Regions from separate parts of the Mus musculus genome. Here region 2 is linked to region 1. The links are chromatin loops, found by intact Hi-C in ENCODE. Cell type or tissue: left cerebral cortex. All regions are shown on one strand.

Evidence for each region. A loop is a pair of places that touch in the nucleus more often than their neighbours do. Peaks named below come from ENCODE experiments on the same cell type or tissue, not always from the same donor. Only the 100,000 strongest peaks of a DNase experiment are listed, where the experiment ranks them.
Region 2: it touches region 1 in a loop (2.8-fold over the local background); 3 of 42 quality-filtered maps call a loop at or near these places.

The regions. Positions count from the first base shown.
Region 1 is chr13:93,788,712-93,796,711 of GRCm38, forward strand. Arsb (arylsulfatase B) reads left to right here. Exons shown (of 8, transcript NM_009712.3): 2 at 1,328-1,514; 3 at 5,317-5,507. It overlaps Mir5624 (microRNA 5624), which reads left to right and starts at 2,066; the gene lies at 2,066-2,126. In left cerebral cortex, a CTCF peak has its summit at 4,797; a DNase peak (open chromatin) is centred at 4,823.
Region 2 is chr13:94,353,969-94,361,968 of GRCm38, forward strand. It overlaps Ap3b1 (adaptor-related protein complex 3, beta 1 subunit), which reads left to right and starts at 4,992. Exons shown (of 27, transcript NM_009680.3): 1 at 4,992-5,263. The coding sequence starts at 5,136. It overlaps Gm9776 (predicted gene 9776), which reads right to left and starts at 4,955. Exons shown (of 1, transcript NR_045619.1): 1 at 2,779-4,955. In left cerebral cortex, no CTCF peak of the experiment used is centred here; DNase peaks (open chromatin) are centred at 4,610 and 4,991; H3K4me3 peaks cover 2,127 bases; H3K27ac peaks cover 1,376 bases.

The DNA of each region.
Region 1 (8,000 bases):
AGAGACAGAACATGAACCTAGGAAGGTGCCTAGAAGGTCTCTGGGACATCCCCACTGTGTGCCCAGTTAGTGCTGAGAGAGGAGTCTCTACAGAAGTAGACTTTTATTGTAAACAGCTTCATTGACATGACTAACACGTAATAAACTGCACAGACTCTAAGCATGGAAGTCGATCCACTTTGATGTGTAACTGTACCTGTGAGACCATGGTAGTGAGTTTATCATACTTTAGCATTTAAGGCAGCCCATGGGCTTCTTCTGCAGTCATTGCATCATTGCATCATGGGCACACCCTCCCCCCACGTAGATAAGATTAAAAAATAATGAAAATTAAAGAAAACTGAGCCAAATGCAAGTCTGTGAGTCTATGTGGTTTGACTAGTCAGCAATTTAAGTTTGAGAAAATCAGTGCTAACCGTGCATTTAGTTAGTTCCAGTGGAACTGTAGATTTGAAGTTCCAGTGTGCACTGTATTTGATAGTCATATACAAAACACATACTGGGAAGTGGCTCAAGAGGGTGAGAGATCTCTGGAAGGCTGTGGTCTCCGAGGAAGCAGAGCATTGGGAGGGAGGAAGATGATGGTGAAGCTTGGTGGCTAGCTTGATATACTGGAGAAGAGGGAACCTCAGCCGACTCATTGCCTCCACTGGCCTGTGGGGCCATTTTCTTAATTGCTAATTGGTGTAGCATTGGTCCTTCTGTGGACAGTGCCATCCTTAGACAGGTGGCCCTAGACCTCTGTAAGAAAGGTAGCTGAACAAGCCTGAGAAAGCAGCCAGGAAGTGGTGTTTGTCTGTGGCCTCTGCTTCCGTTCCTGCCTCAGCACCACTCCGGGACAGACTATAGTCAGTCTGTGAGCAAAATAAACTCCCAAGCACCAGTCAGTGGAATGCTTTTTAGAAAAGGCCAGTGTCTTTTCAGATTATGGTTTATGCAAAGTTGAGTAAGAAACACAAGCCACCAGTTTCGTCGTACTGTTAAATAAGACTTTCCAAAAAACTACCAAGTCCTCAAAGAATAGAGATGTTTCTTCTAACAGATTTCAACTTTTACATGCAGTGGTTTTGGAATCCTTTCCTTTGATAAAATAAATTATTGGTTCCTGGTGTAGTATTTGATAAATATTTGTTGAAAATATTGGTTTATTGAAATGGTTTTATTCATACGTTCAAATTCGATTTGTATCACTGAGGAATCGGCTTTTCAGAATACGCCTAAGCATCCAGACCCGCAGATCTGTCCCGTGACTTAGGCGGCTACTTTATTTTCTCCTTCGTGCTATATCACGGGCACTAATCCCCAGTTTTGTGTTTATCTCTTTAAGATCCATTTGGGCTTACAGCATTACCTCATCATGACCTGTCAGCCCAGCTGTGTTCCCCTAGACGAAAAACTCCTGCCCCAGCTTTTAAAGGAAGCAGGCTATGCTACGCACATGGTCGGGAAATGGCACCTGGGGATGTACCGGAAAGAATGTCTGCCGACACGCCGAGGATTCGATACCTACTTCGGTAATGGACATGCACACATTTCTTTAACAACACAGATCTACTACAGCCAGCTCATAAAATAACACCCAAGTATCATCAAACAAAATGACCAGAAACCTGAACACAGTAAATCAGGCAGCACCATAGTGGAGCTGCTTTCGGCTGTTATCCCCATAAGCCAGCTCTGTGCTGAGCGTACTCTGGGCATGCGCGCCCACAGCAAGACGGGGGGGGGGGGGGGGGGGCTTAGCCAGAGCGCTAAGGAAGAGTGTTAGGGACATTTATGTCAGAGACCACTGTGCGCTCTAGAATGTTCTTACCTATATTGAAGTTCACATATTTTCCCCCTATGGACTGTGTTCTCCAGGGGAAGACTAGCTCACCTTACCTGGGCATCTTCTCCCACCTAGGAGCTCTGCTTCCAAAATTACTAGGTTGGAGAAGATCGATTTAAAAAAATTAATAACAACAACAGAAAAAATGGTACAAGGAACTAACCAAACAATAACAAGAGAACCCTCTGAAATAAATATGAAACCTGAAGTTTGTTTTAAAACATGACACTTTAAGCCTATTGTAAACTCTGCCTTAATTTAGTTAGGTTATTCTAATTAAGGCAGAGTTTACAATAGGCTTAAAGTGCCACTAACTGTGTATCTTTCTGTTAGGGTCTTTTTCTATTGAGCTATATTTCTGCCCAGCTACTTAGTAACCTTCCTCCTGCCATCTGCTTCTTCCAAACTGAATGCGTACTTAACATAAAGCATCTAAATAGAATAACACAATTGGAGCAACCAGTAAGACATGCTATAATTTAAATGCACTATAGATGCATGGCTCTGGGAGCACTCCACATCTAAGATGGGAGACTTCTTATGTTGGAAAGGAAGAGGGAGGGAGGGAGGGAGGAGGAGGAGGGAGGAGGAGGGAGGGAAGAATATGCAGGAGTGTGTATCACAAGGGTACAGTAGGTATTAGGGAAGAGCAAAGCTTCTTCCAGTTCGCAGCAGTCAGAGGAACTTCCCCTTTGGGAGAAGGTAAAGGGGTGGGGGTGGGGGTAGGGTCTCGGTGCTTAACTCTAATAAAAAAGTGATGGCTTTCTTGTAGATTGTTTTTAGGAATCTGTTTCCAAGCAAGGTAAGGCCAAATTCAGTGCAAAGGAGCGGATCTGCATCTGCCCTGAACCCATGCGGCCAAGCACTTAGCCCTAAAGCTGAGGTCAAGATGCAAAGAAGTCAGCCAGGAGAGCATGTGTGTCCCTCTCCACCCGTGGCATTGCAGCACCACTGGCCAGCCGTGACATTATTTCTAGCTGAGTCTAAATAAGTCTTCAGTGTCCTTGAATGGCTGTTAGAAATCAGCCTTCACTGATTAACATCTTCGAAGATCTAGAGGAATGGCCTGTGCCTTGGGAACTTTTTTCATGCAGGATGAATTGATATCTGTCCTCTGATAGACTGTGGATATTTAGAATCTTTATTAAAATCCAAGTTGCATGCTTAGCAGCCTAGGTGGTTGGACAGGGGGGCAAGAGCTCACTCAGTACAGTAGTTGCAGCAGTGACCTTGATTTGATCCCTAGAACCTGAGTAAAAAAAGCTGGGTATCATCTAAGCTTTGAGTCCAGGCTCCAGGCTCAAGGACAGTGGAGGTGGGGGCATCCCTGGGGCTCACTGTCCAGGCAGCTTAGCCTAAATGCCAAACCAGGAGAGAACATGTCTCCAAAAACAATGGGAATAGCTCCTGGCAATGATGTCAGGGTTGTCCTTTGACCAATGCACATGTGCACACACACACACACACACACACACACACTAAAAACTTTACATAAAGGGCAGAAGTCATATTCTTGTATGAGAATTAAGGTTCACCCTGGACCTGGATAGACAAATACCCACATTTGTTATTTGTCTATACTGGTTTGGCCAAGTATTTGAGTTCTAGCTCTACAGTTCTTCTATTTTTAATATCATTTAATATTTATGGTTCCTATAACCAAACATATCCTGTGCCTATATCTTCCCCAGTGATAGTTTATATTAATGGAAAGGAGTGTGAAGTGTTCTCTCCAAATTCTAATACTAAGTAGATGTTAAAAACCCAAACTACTGGCTTGATCACTCTAATCACCAAGGTAAGGTTGAGGTAGTTATTTGTGTGTGTGTGTGTGTGTGTGTGTGTGCGCGCGCGCGCGCGTGCGTGCGCGTGCGTGTGCGTGAGAGAGAGAGAGAGAGAGAGAGGGGGAGGGAGAGAGAGAGAACACAAACGTGTAGAGGTCTGAGTCAGGACAGCTTTCAGGAGTCCGTTCTCTTCTTCCTCTGTGTGGATCGCAGGGATCAGACTAAGGTTGTTAGGTTTGGTGGCAAGCACCTTTCCTCATTGAGCCATCTCACCAGCCCTGAAATTATTTTTTTTGTGAATACAATTTTTTCTATTCCATATTAAGTAGTAAATATGTTGGATTTATTTCCTATAAATATAGATAAAATCACACAATAAGTTATGTTGATGTCATATACTAATTATATTCAGGACCTTGAACTTATTTGATCATGAAAAATAGTTAATCTAAAATCAATTGAATTATTACATAAGCTGTATAAGACTCTTTAATTGTCACTGTATACAAAATTCATGAGAAAGGAAAGAGCTAGGCCCATTTTTCATCATTTTAAGACTAAAAGGGAATATATTTAAGAATATAGCTAAGAGCTCATCAAAGTTTATTTCTTTTTAATAGCTTTATTAGGGTATAATTCATATACTATACAGTTTACCCAATTAACGTATTTAATTTAGCGATTTTTAAACAATGTGAGAGATTGTGCCATTATCACCACAATTCAGTTGTAGGAAACCACACACACACACACACACACACACACACACACACATGTATGTCACAAAAAGAAACCAAATCCCATGAGCAGTCATCACGGGCCTCCAGGCAACCAGAGCCCTGGGCCATCCGTCACTAACCACTTTCTGCCCTCTGTTGATTGGCCTTTTCTGAGCAAGTCTGTCAATTTAATCATAATATGCAGCCCAGCTTATTTTCACATTTTCAAAACACGATCACTTGCAGAACAACGATTAGTTGGGGCGTTTCTGTTTCTCCTGTGCTTTCCTCTTTGTTATGGGATCTGGGCTCTAGAAACAGGGGAGTTGACAGGCCACTGGGCTCAGTAAGCACTGCATCTCTGAGCAGCGGGGCAAGGTTCACAGTCTAGACAGAATGCTGCTCTTTGATCTCTGGGGCTGCTCAGCTGGGATAGAGAGCTTGTATTAGGAAAGGTTTATATTTTTCCACCAGTGGGTGTCAGCATTTGACTAAATATAACTCCGGCAAAGGCCCCGTCCATAAATAACCACAGAAATCCATCTCCCAACCTCAGTAGCAACAAATGACACGATCTGAACCCTGTTTTTAGTATTTTACAAGTAAAACCTTGTAACACATTAGTGGTGCGTTATCTTTTTTCTTAGGCAATTTTAAAGAATTAGCATCTGGTTGCTTCCTGAACTTAAACTCTGATTTCTAAAAACCTTTTCCCACAGATCAACCATGTATAAAGAGTTGACAAGCGAGAACAGATGCTCTAAAAGACTCAAGTGAGGAAGGGCCTTGGATTTCCATGTAGTGCCATTTCAGTGGTGTCTCTAACAAATATAGAGATGTTAAGAAGAGAACCCTGATTAGCCCTGTCATTTGATTAGCCTCGTCATGGGCAATCAGTTGCATTAGGCAATTAACTGCTGGAACATTCGTTTGCCTAACAAGCTTTCTGCCATGCCGACTGTTTCTTCTCCCATTCTTCTTGCAGGATACCTCCTAGGCAGTGAAGACTATTACACCCACGAGGCCTGTGCGCCGATTGAGTCTTTGAATGGTACCCGCTGTGCGCTTGACTTAAGAGATGGTGAAGAACCTGCAAAAGAGTATAACAATATTTACTCAACAAACATATTTACCAAAAGGGCTACAACCGTCATAGCTAACCACCCACCGGAGAAAGTAAGGCTTCCTCCTTTAATATTGTCAAAATCTTGTTGCTTCCAAGGGAGTGTGTGTGTGTGTGTGTGTGTGTGTGTGTGTGTGTAATATAACATTTTAGAGCATGTTCCAGTTAGCCAGAAAGGGAAGGTTGTTAGAAGTGAAGAATTTGGATCTTCCTCAGGTCTGGGAGAAAGTACTTAGGAACGCCCAAGAGATGAGTCTCACAGGAAGGGACCCTGGGCTGCAGATGGAGGAAGGCTGTCTGTCCTTCAGCATTTCAGTGGAAACCCTGCTCACTCTTATGATGCTTTATGTGTGTGCACAGTAAGTGGTTAGCAAAATCAGGCTTCAGGATTCCAGACAGGTGTCTGTGCTCGAGGCAGGGCTCCGTTGGGAAGAAGTGTTGGGAACTCAGGGGCTAGAGAAAATCCTCTCATTCTATATTTTTCTCTTCAGGATTATTTTGGTTAGTCTTAATCTTTTGTATCCCCATGCTAATTTTAGAGTAGGTTGACCAATTTTTACTAAGAAAACAGAAGTTGGCTGTTTGATTGGTTGGTATTCACTGACCAACTTAATGGAAATGACCGTCTTAGCAATACTGGGTTTTTACAATTAATATGCATGGTATATTGGTTTTTACAGACACCATAGGCGCCTATCAGGTATGTCACGTGCAGACTTAGCTGCAGGTAGGAAGAGAGAAGAGTTGTGAGAAGTCTTAAATGCAAATTGTCTGGATTCAGCACATAGGTGCTTTGGGAACAGAGCAGATTTTTGTGTTGTGAGACACTGGGCTCAAAGCGTGTCCTTATGAAGAATTGTATTAGCACACTCACAAAAATTGGCCTTCAGTGGGACATGGAAAATTTGAGAAAGTGTCCAGGTCCTTCCAGTTCTCTGCACTTTGTCTCTTTGACGATGCGTGAACCCTCAGCAGGCAGGGTTCTGGCTTGTGTATCTGTTCAGACTTAGTGACCTGCTAATGACTCTGTCTGCTACGGAATCTTCCAAGCTCTGTCTTCTATACTCTCAGTCAGTATGAGGGATTCTCCCTGGTGGCTGTTCTCAGTTTTGCCATACTTTAGGTACTTAAGAGCTGACATCGTCACCTGACATCTCTAGGTAACTATGTCTGCCATGAAACATGAAGAAAGGGGAGCATTCTCTCAAATGTTTAGAAACCTGCACATTTTAAGTCTAGATTTAAAACCAGAATGGTTGGTGGGCTAGGAAGGTGGCTTCATATAACATTAAATGGATAAGAAGATGCAACTGGGGTGAAATAGTTCTGTGGGGAGGGGGAGTTATAAGCTGGGGGCTGTGGGGAAAGGCTTGAAACCAAGGACAACAGGAGGCCCTAAGAGCCCGTGCACCACAAAGAGGTATTGTTAGCAATGGTGCCTCTTGCTGGCTGTATTATAGCTCTTAATTGTATGTGAGGCATTTTATGGATATGGCCTAATACCAAGAAAGCCAAAGTAAGGCTTTCAGGGAACTCTTTATTATCCTTTGATAGAAGGATAGAAGACACGCTGTTTGTTTAAGCAAACAGGCTTGGAGAAATGAAGTGACTTGTTCAAAGCCACGGGACTGTGTGAAGTCAGAGTCAGGATGTAACCTCTCACTTTGGACTCCAAGAGCATCTGCCTTTATTCGCCATCCCTAGTCACAGCTCGTGCAGAGATGTTGAATCCCAGTTCATATTCAGCTCCACAGTCCCGGTCTTGACAGCATATTAGGACCTCCTGGGACATTTGGAAGAAATAGTGATATCAGATATTGTAAGGCATTAATATTTCATCCCCTTATCAGTGATTCTCCGTGGTGTCCATGGTGCCGCTATGGAGATCCTGTGCACTCAGGATGGTTCCGTGAGTGTTAGCTTGATGCTCTCACAAGTACAAAGACAAGCAGATGCCAGCTTGCTGGTATTACGGGCTCACAATCTGATCTAATCATGCAACTCTATGCAGCAGAGATAAGCTGTGCACAATACAAAGTTATTCTTACTGCCTGGAGATGCTCAGCACACACAAGTCTTAATGAGCGTTCTGCTTGTCTACGTGTTCAGACACAGTGACCTGCCAGTGACTCCTTGTCTGTTTAGAACCTTCCAGGCTCCATCTTTGCTATTTTACTCAGTTTGAGGAATCTTCCCTAGTGACTGTTCTCATCTCCCCTGGTGACTGGTCTCGGCTTTGCCACACTTTGGATTTTTAAGGGTGTAATGCTGACATCTCTAGGCAACTATGTCTGCCATGAACCATGAAGAAGGGGAGCAATCTCTCAGATATTTAGGGATGTGTACAAAACAGTATTGTCTCCTGGTGCCCTCATACCACCAAGCAGCTACCAGGAAGCGTCTGTGGAGAAGTGGTTCCTTGTGGGTGGGCAGTTAAACTGGGCTGGTGGAGAAGGCACCAGAACCGAGGACAGTCACAGGCCTTAAGAGCTCACATCCCATGAGAGGGGTGCTGTTAACATGGCACTGCTCATAGATAGCGTTAC
Region 2 (8,000 bases), 570 kb after region 1:
TTTCTGGTCCAGTCTATTTGGAGTTCTGTAGGCTTCTTGTATGTTCATGGGCATGTCTTTCTTTAGGTTTGGGAATTTTTCTTCTATAATTTTGTTGAAGATATTTGCTGGCCCTTTAAGTTGAAAATCTTCATTCTCATCTACTCCTATTATCCGTAGGTTTGGTCTTCACATTGTGTCCTGGATTTCCTGGTTGTTTTGAGTTAGGATCTTTTTGCATTTTGTATTTTCTTTGATTGTTGTGCCTATGTTCTCTATGGAATGTTCTCTATGGAATCTTCTACACCTGAGATTCTCTCTTCCATCTCTTGTATTCTGTTGCTGATGCTCGCATCCATGGTTCCAGATTTCTTTCCTTGGGTTTCTATCTCCAGCATTGCCTCACTTTGGGTTTTCTTTATTGTGTCTACTTCCCTTTTTAGGTCTTGGTTTCCTTACCCGGGAAAACTAAAGTCTCTGTGTCTCTGACCAGCTATTAGCCACAGGCAACTTTATTTACCAATTATAACCAACTGGAGGCAGGGACCTCCAGCGTCTTACATGTTGAATTCTAAGGAATTTTTTTGCAACACAATTAATGTAATAGAAGCAATAAACCCAATCCCCAACACTGTTGCTGTGTTAAAATGCCCCAACAAAAGCTTAAGGGAGGAGGATATACTTTGACTCACAGTGCCAGAATACAAGCCTGTTACAGTGGGGACGTCAAGGAAGCAGGGGCTTGAAGAAGACAGTAATGTGATACTCTCAGTGAGGAAATAGAGTGGTCAGTGGGTGCCATTGCTCAGCATTTCTGTTCAGATGTCTCCCAGTGATATAGTTCAGGATCTCACTCAGGATATGGAACCACCAACCACAGTCTTCCTGTCTCAATTAAAGCAGTTAAGATAATCCCTCAAAGGCATGCCTGGAAGCTCACTTCTCAGGCGACTCTGGGTTCTGCCAACTTGACAATCAACATCAATCACCACGTTCTCACTATGTAACATAGCTGGCTTCTAACTTCCTACTCTCTTACCACTGTCTCTGAGTGCTGAGATTATAGGTGAGGTGTGCACTACCATTCCTGACATTCTACCATAGAGGCAAAATTTATTTAATTCTATCTTTCTATCTATCTATCTATCTATCTATCTATCCATCCTCAAGATTTATAGCTATTTGTTCTCTGCTGACTTTAGGATCTACGTCTATTTGTACTTAGCTGGGCTAGTATTTTCTCACAGAGGCAAAATCTTTATGCCAGCAAGCACTTAAAGCAGTTAATGTTCAAACAAGGTCACTTCAAATATCTATCTATCTATCTATCTATCTATCTATCTATCTATCTATCTATCTATTGATCTATCTATGTATCTATCTATCTAATTTTGAAATGTGGTCTTACATAATCCTGGAACTCATCTAGGCTGGCCTTGAACTCATAGAGATTCTCCTGCCTCTGCCTCCTGAATGCTGAGATTAAAAACATGTGTCAACACTGCCGGCTGTTTGTTTGTTGTGTTTGTTTTAAGGTGTGGTGCTTGCTCCGTATACCAGGCTGGCCCAGAAAAAGAAGGTGGGTGCTCTTCTTTATCACTTTCTGCCTAGTTTCTTTTGGTAAGGTCTTTTTCCAACTTGGAGCTTGGTTTTCTCAGCAAGGTTTGAAACCAGCAAGCCCCAATTCCTTCCTCTGCCTAGGTCAGAACCAGTGCTATAGCCATGTGCTGGACACTTGGCTTGTGATATGGGTGCTGGGATACAAACTCTGGTCCCCTTAACTATGCAGCAAGTACTGTCAGCTGATGAGCCCTCTTTGCAACTCTCCCCTGGCCTAGGACATTTGGCGGCAGATTTTTGATGAATTTTTAAAGTTTTTTTTTTTTTTCTTAATAGTTAGTTTATTCAGATTTCTGCTTTTTCAAGTTTATAACTTATGCAAAATAAAGTTTGCATGCTGTCTTAGTCAGGGTTTCTATTCCTGCACAAAGATCATGACCAAGAACAAGATGGGGAGGAAAGGGTTTATTCAGCCAACACTTCATGTTGCTGTTCATCACCAAAGTAAGTCATGACCAGAACTTAAGCAGGTCAGGAAGCAGGAGTGGATGCAGAGGCCATGGAGGGATGTTCTTTACTGGCTTGTTTCCCCTGGCTTGCTCAGCCTGCTCTCTTAAAGAACCAAGACTACCAGCCCCCAGATGGTCCCACCCACAAGGGGCCTTTCCCCCTTGATCACTAACTGAGAAAATGCCTTACAGCTGGATCTCATGGAGGCATTTCCTCAACTGAAGCTCCCTTCTCTGGGATAACCCCAGCTGTGTCAAGTTGACACACAAAACCAGCCAGTACACCGCGATCATCAAATCATTTTGTTACTACTTCATAACTGAAATTTGCTACTGTTATGAATCATATTTGTAAATATCTGATAAGCAACACCTGCAGGACTTGTGACCCACAGGTTGAGAACAGCTGCTGTATGGGGCATTTTCTTAAGTAGTGATTGATGTAGGCCTAATTTTTTGTGGGTGGTGCCATGCCTGGCTGGTGGTCTTACGTTCCATAAGAAAGCAGGCAGAGCAAGCAATGGGGAGCAAGCCAGTAAGCAGCACTCCTCCATGGCCTCTGTATCAGCTCCTGCCTCCAGCTTCCTGTGTGAGTTCTTGTCCTGACTTCCTTCAATGATGGACAGTGATATGGAAGCATAAGTCAAATAAATCAGCCCTTTCCTTCCCACCTTGCTTTGGTCATGGTGTTCCATCGAAGCCATAGAAACTAAGACACACAGAGAGAAAATTTTATGTTTTTCTAAGGAACACAGGCTTTATATCTTATATAAAATATTCGAGGAAGGAGGAAGAAAATAAGTACTCAGTAATGTTTCTTGAGAATCATACAGCCTTGATACCCCACACCATCGAAGGACAAGGTAAACAAAATAAACCAAGACTTCCCCAACAACTTTCCAAAGTATAGGTCAACTGTTTACATGAGTCTGTATGAAAACAAAACAACCAATGAAAATAAAGCAGCTTGTTTAAAGAATGAAACTTGAGAATGGGCCCTTTTCAAGTGGGGTGTGCTGGTGCGTGGCTATAGTCACAACATTGGAAAGTTAAGGCAGGAGGATTGCAAGTTCGAAGCCAGGCAGGACTACAGAGTGAGACCCTGTCTCTAAAAACAAAATAAACCCTTTCCATAAGAAAATGAACTATTGTGGGTGGGTAGGGGAGCAGGACGGGGGGGGGGGGCCTCTGGGGGGGTATAGGGAACTTTCGGGATAGCATTTGAAATGTAAATAAAGAAAATATCTGGGCTGGTGAGATGGCTCAGTGGTTAAGAGTGCTGACTGCTCTTCCAAAGGTCCCAAGTTCAAATCCCAGCAACCATGTGGTGGCTCACAACCATCCGTAACGAAATCTGATGCCCTCTTTTGGAGTGTCTGAAGACAGCTACAGTGTACTTACATATAATAAATAAATAAATCTTAAAAAAAAGAAAATACCTAATAAAATAATAATAAAAAGAAAATGAACTATTCAAGATAAATTGGATTAACATGTCCATGTGAAAAAAAAACTCACATGAAAGATAATCATATTCATTATCAACATGAATATAAAAATTAATTAGAACACAAAAATCTATATCACATTATGACAAAATTATGAGAATGTGAGGAAATCCCTCTCATACGTAAATGGTAGGAGAGCAATTTAGAATATCTAGTAAAAGCGTTTACATTCCAAAATAAAAACAATTATATACTCAGGTATATTTTGTACTGAGGATGTGTTCACATTGTCATTACTTGACAAAATAAGCAAAGCCTAGTGTCTTCCCGTAGTAAATGAATTTATCCATGCACACCACTTAGTATAGTGTCTGGGGTATAAGCTAAGCATCATATAACACCTTGTTATGTATCATCACCATCGATCAGTCAGTCGTAGGAGAGATTCTACAAATCTATCAATATCATCAACACTGGGAAGAAACATATTTGCGATGCTCGAACACTGTCTGGATAGGTGTATTGAAAAGCTAATTAACCGCCAACGTTTGGTCAGTTTGGAGGCTGATTGCTCCTCTCTCTCCTAGCACTAAGGAGGAGCGTGTTTTCCGAGAGACAACGCAATCTTTCAGTCAAGTCGAGAAATCTTGGTGGGACCTTGGTGTTTGCCTGGTGCTACCCTTGGGTTTTGGTGATTTGCTGCAGGGCTGCAGGTATTCAGTCCTTTCTGGACCGCATGTGTAGGGAAAGAGGAACGAAGGAACGGTAGTCACCAGGGAGGCTGGTGAGGGTCCTCTTGGAAAGCTGCCCGGGACAGAAGGGTTGCAGTTCTGCAGCCAGAAACCATCCCATCTTGCTGCTTAGGTGTTGTTGGAAAGCCACTTGCCCAAGAGTGGAAGCAGGCGGCGCTCGGAGGAGAGCGCACTCCAGCTTCTGGCCCAGGCTTAGCTCGCGGCAGCTGACTGCGGGCAGGACGCAAGCCTCGAACTTCAAGTAAGAACCTCGGGCCCCAGGAAAAACTTAGGCAAAGCTTGCAGGCGGATGATCGCCTCCGCGCAGATCCTGAAAGCCTCCTCCGAAGGAGGAGCTTTCACGTCTAGAACGTCAGGCCACTCTGGCTGTGAGAGGGGCGGAAGCCAGCCTCGAGGGCTGAGAGCTTGTGGCCGCTGAAGCCAAGTTCTTCCGACCTGTGCACCGCGTTTCAGGAGCCATCGGGGAGCGATCAGTGGACAGCAGAAGAGAAGCAACGAACCCTGGAGGATCTGAGATCTCCTCCACCAAAACGCATCCAAGGGCCTCATATCCAGTTCTTTACGTGCCCACGACTCTCCGGCTGACCCGGTGCAAAACCCCAGCTTCCTGTTAAGGGTCCCGAGTGTAGCTTCCCGGCAGCCCCTAACACCCGGAGCGCGACAATCTAGCGCACCGGGAGCGGCAGGCGCGGGCCCGCACGGACACAGTGCGCACGCGCAGGGGGTGGGCCGCCCGGTCAGCCGGAGCAGTGACGAGCCCGGAAGCGCCGGCGCGCGCCCCCTCCGCCCCAGAACTAGTTTGGTTCGGTGTCCTCCGAACGCCAGCCATCCGTAGAGGACCCCGCACGCTCTCTCCCGCACCCGCCTGCTGGCCAGCACCGCCCGCGATGTCTAGCAACAGTTTCGCCTACAACGAGCAGTCGGGAGGAGGGGAGGCGGCGGAGCTCGGGCAGGAGGCCACCTCGACCATCTCTCCCTCGGGCGCCTTCGGCCTCTTCAGCAGCGATTGGAAGAAGTGAGGACCGGGGTTCGGGGTGCGGGAGCGCTGCCGGGACGCGAGGCGGCCGCCCGGGCTGCTCTCGGTTCCTGGGGAACCTCCCTGCCGCCCCCGCTGCGGTGGGTCGGTGGGTGGGTGGGTGGGGGTGGCCCCGCCGGGTGCGGGGCTTGTTGGGGACGTCTGGGGACGCCCAAGGCGGCGCCTGTGGTCTTCAAACTTTGGTGTGTGTGGGGGGGAAAAAGCAAACCAGTTGGTGAGCCGAGGTTCCACTTCCCAAACCGTTGACTGAGTTGATCTGGGCTGCGCACAGGAGTTTGAATTTTGAACTTCTAGTGAATTTGAGGTCTACAGGATCAGACCTCGAGAAAGTCATTTATTTAAAGGTGACGAGGGTATTTGGGGAAGGGAGTGGGGAGTGGGCCTGCTGCTTATTGGGACCCTATAATGTAGGGACTAAGCGGTGGTTTGGGGGTTTTGTATAAATGACAAACTTATTTTTTCTACCACCTTTGGCGTTTTTCATGTGATGATCTTTGCACCAGGGTACTTCCCCGCCCCCACTGAAGCACTGAGATAATATTTAAATAGAGTGTTGTTGTGAACCAAACCCAGTTCTAGTTCTTTACAAATAGTATGAATTTTAAAAATAAGCACCAACCGTGTATACTGATTTTTGTAAAAAGTTACTTATGGTTCGCGTCAAATACCGCCAAGAATTGAAAACATCCTTAGCGGGTTCTGTTTTAGTTTGGGTTTTACATTTTGGCGTGTTGATGGGCTGTGGATAAATGTACAGAATTATGACAACTTAGATTATTTGTCGTTCCCCTCCCTTTTCTTTCTGACAGGGTCTCACTGTGTAACCTTGGCTGGCCTGGAACTCACTAGGTAGAGCAGGCTAGCCTGAAACTCAGAGAAATCCTCCTGCCTCTGCTACTCCAGTGCACACACCACCATGCCATTACACATTCTTTTTAAATTTTTGTTCTCTTATTGTTACGCAGTATAGTAAAACATAATAGACTATCACTAGATTCTACCCACTTAAGGTAAGGAAACTTGGTTGATAGTTTTATGGATATTAAGAGGTGTAACTAAAATAATAATTGGTGGGGAAGGTGGTTAGAGACAATCTTGTTCTGTAGCTCAGGTTGGCCTCAAACTGGAACTTGCCATTCTCCTGCCTCTGCCTCCCAGGTGCTAGTAGCTGAAATTGAGATTAAGATTTGACTCTATTGATTAACATCTTGTATAAAGCATATTAATTATCTTTGTGTTCATTATTTTCAGGATATGAAAGTGTAAAACATAATAGATGTCTTCTGTCTTTGTGTGCATTTGTGTGACTGATTGATCCAACAAGGAGTTTTTGGTAACTCCACATTTCCCTCAGTAGAAGGTCTCAGTTGTTGAATTTGCCTGTGACTTGGGGTACACTTAGTCAGCCTTTCTGACGCGTAAGCATCTGAGGTGTTTTTTCCTTTTCTTTTAGATCATGTAAAAGCTTGGGCCTGATTTGGGAAGAATGCATGGCTTTCTAGTGCAGTTGATGTTAGAGTTGAGTTACAAGGAGCTAACATTGAATGCTTGTGCATGGGTATTCATAATTATCATCTGCAGTGTGTTTCTACATTGCTGGAGCTTTGCTTAGGTAAGTGCTCTGCCTCCGAGCTCCATCCCTGGTCCTCCGTCCTTAGTGGGCTGTTACTGGTGCTTCTCTGATTCCACATTATGGGTGAGGAAATTGGAGTCCAGTTGGTTAATTTGCCCAAGGTCACAAAGCTGTCAGAATTTGAACCTAGCTAGACATTATCATCTCTGTTCTTTCTTTAATGTGTTTGTTTGCATATGCTATTAACTACTTGAAATCAATGCTATTTTTAGGGAATGCATACAGCTCACCAAAAGTTTAAAACTTGAAAGTTCCAAGACAGCCAGGGCTATACAGAGAAACCCTGTCTCGAAAAAAAAAAAAAAAAAAAAAAAAAAAAAGAGAGAGAAAAAACGTTTGTCTTTTGAGATAGGATCTTACTATGTAGCCCAGGCTGGCCTCAAACTTGTAGTCCCTGCCTTAGGCTCTTGCATAGCTACTATATGACCTTGAAGCTTTCAGGAGTTGAAACACTGGCTACTGAGCTGCAGCCTGATAGAGCTAAGTGTGTAGGAAGCAGCAGACTCCTGTTCTGGAAGTGGCCACTTAATCTCTCCTGAGCGCCGGTTAAAAACGTTTGTCTTAGCCGGGCGTGGTGGCGCATGCCTTTAATCCCAGCACTCGGGAGGCAGAGGCAGGCGGATTTCTGAGTTCTAGGCCAGCCTGGTCTACAAAGTGAGTTCCAAGACAGCCAGGGCTATACAGAGAAACCCTGTCTCGAAAAACAAACAAACAAACAAACAAAAAAACAAACAAAAAAAAAGAGAAAAAACGTTTGTCTTTTGAGATAGGATCTTACTATGTAGCCCAGGCTGGCCTCAAACTTGCAGTCCCTGCCTTAGGCTCTTGCATGCTTGGATTTATAGGTGTGGCCTATCACACCCAGTTCCTTTGCTCTACTTTCAAAGTTACTCTGAAAGAGCTTCTTTTCCTTTTGTGTTTACTTTAAGATCATTTCAGGTTTTTTTTTTTGCCCCAGCCTTTGTAAGGAGAACCACTCTTTTTATGTAGAATCACTAATTATTATTTTAGTTTTTCACTTTTTACTTACTTGTGTTGGTGTGTGGGTTTGTATCGTACCCACGGAGGCCAGAAGAAGGCATT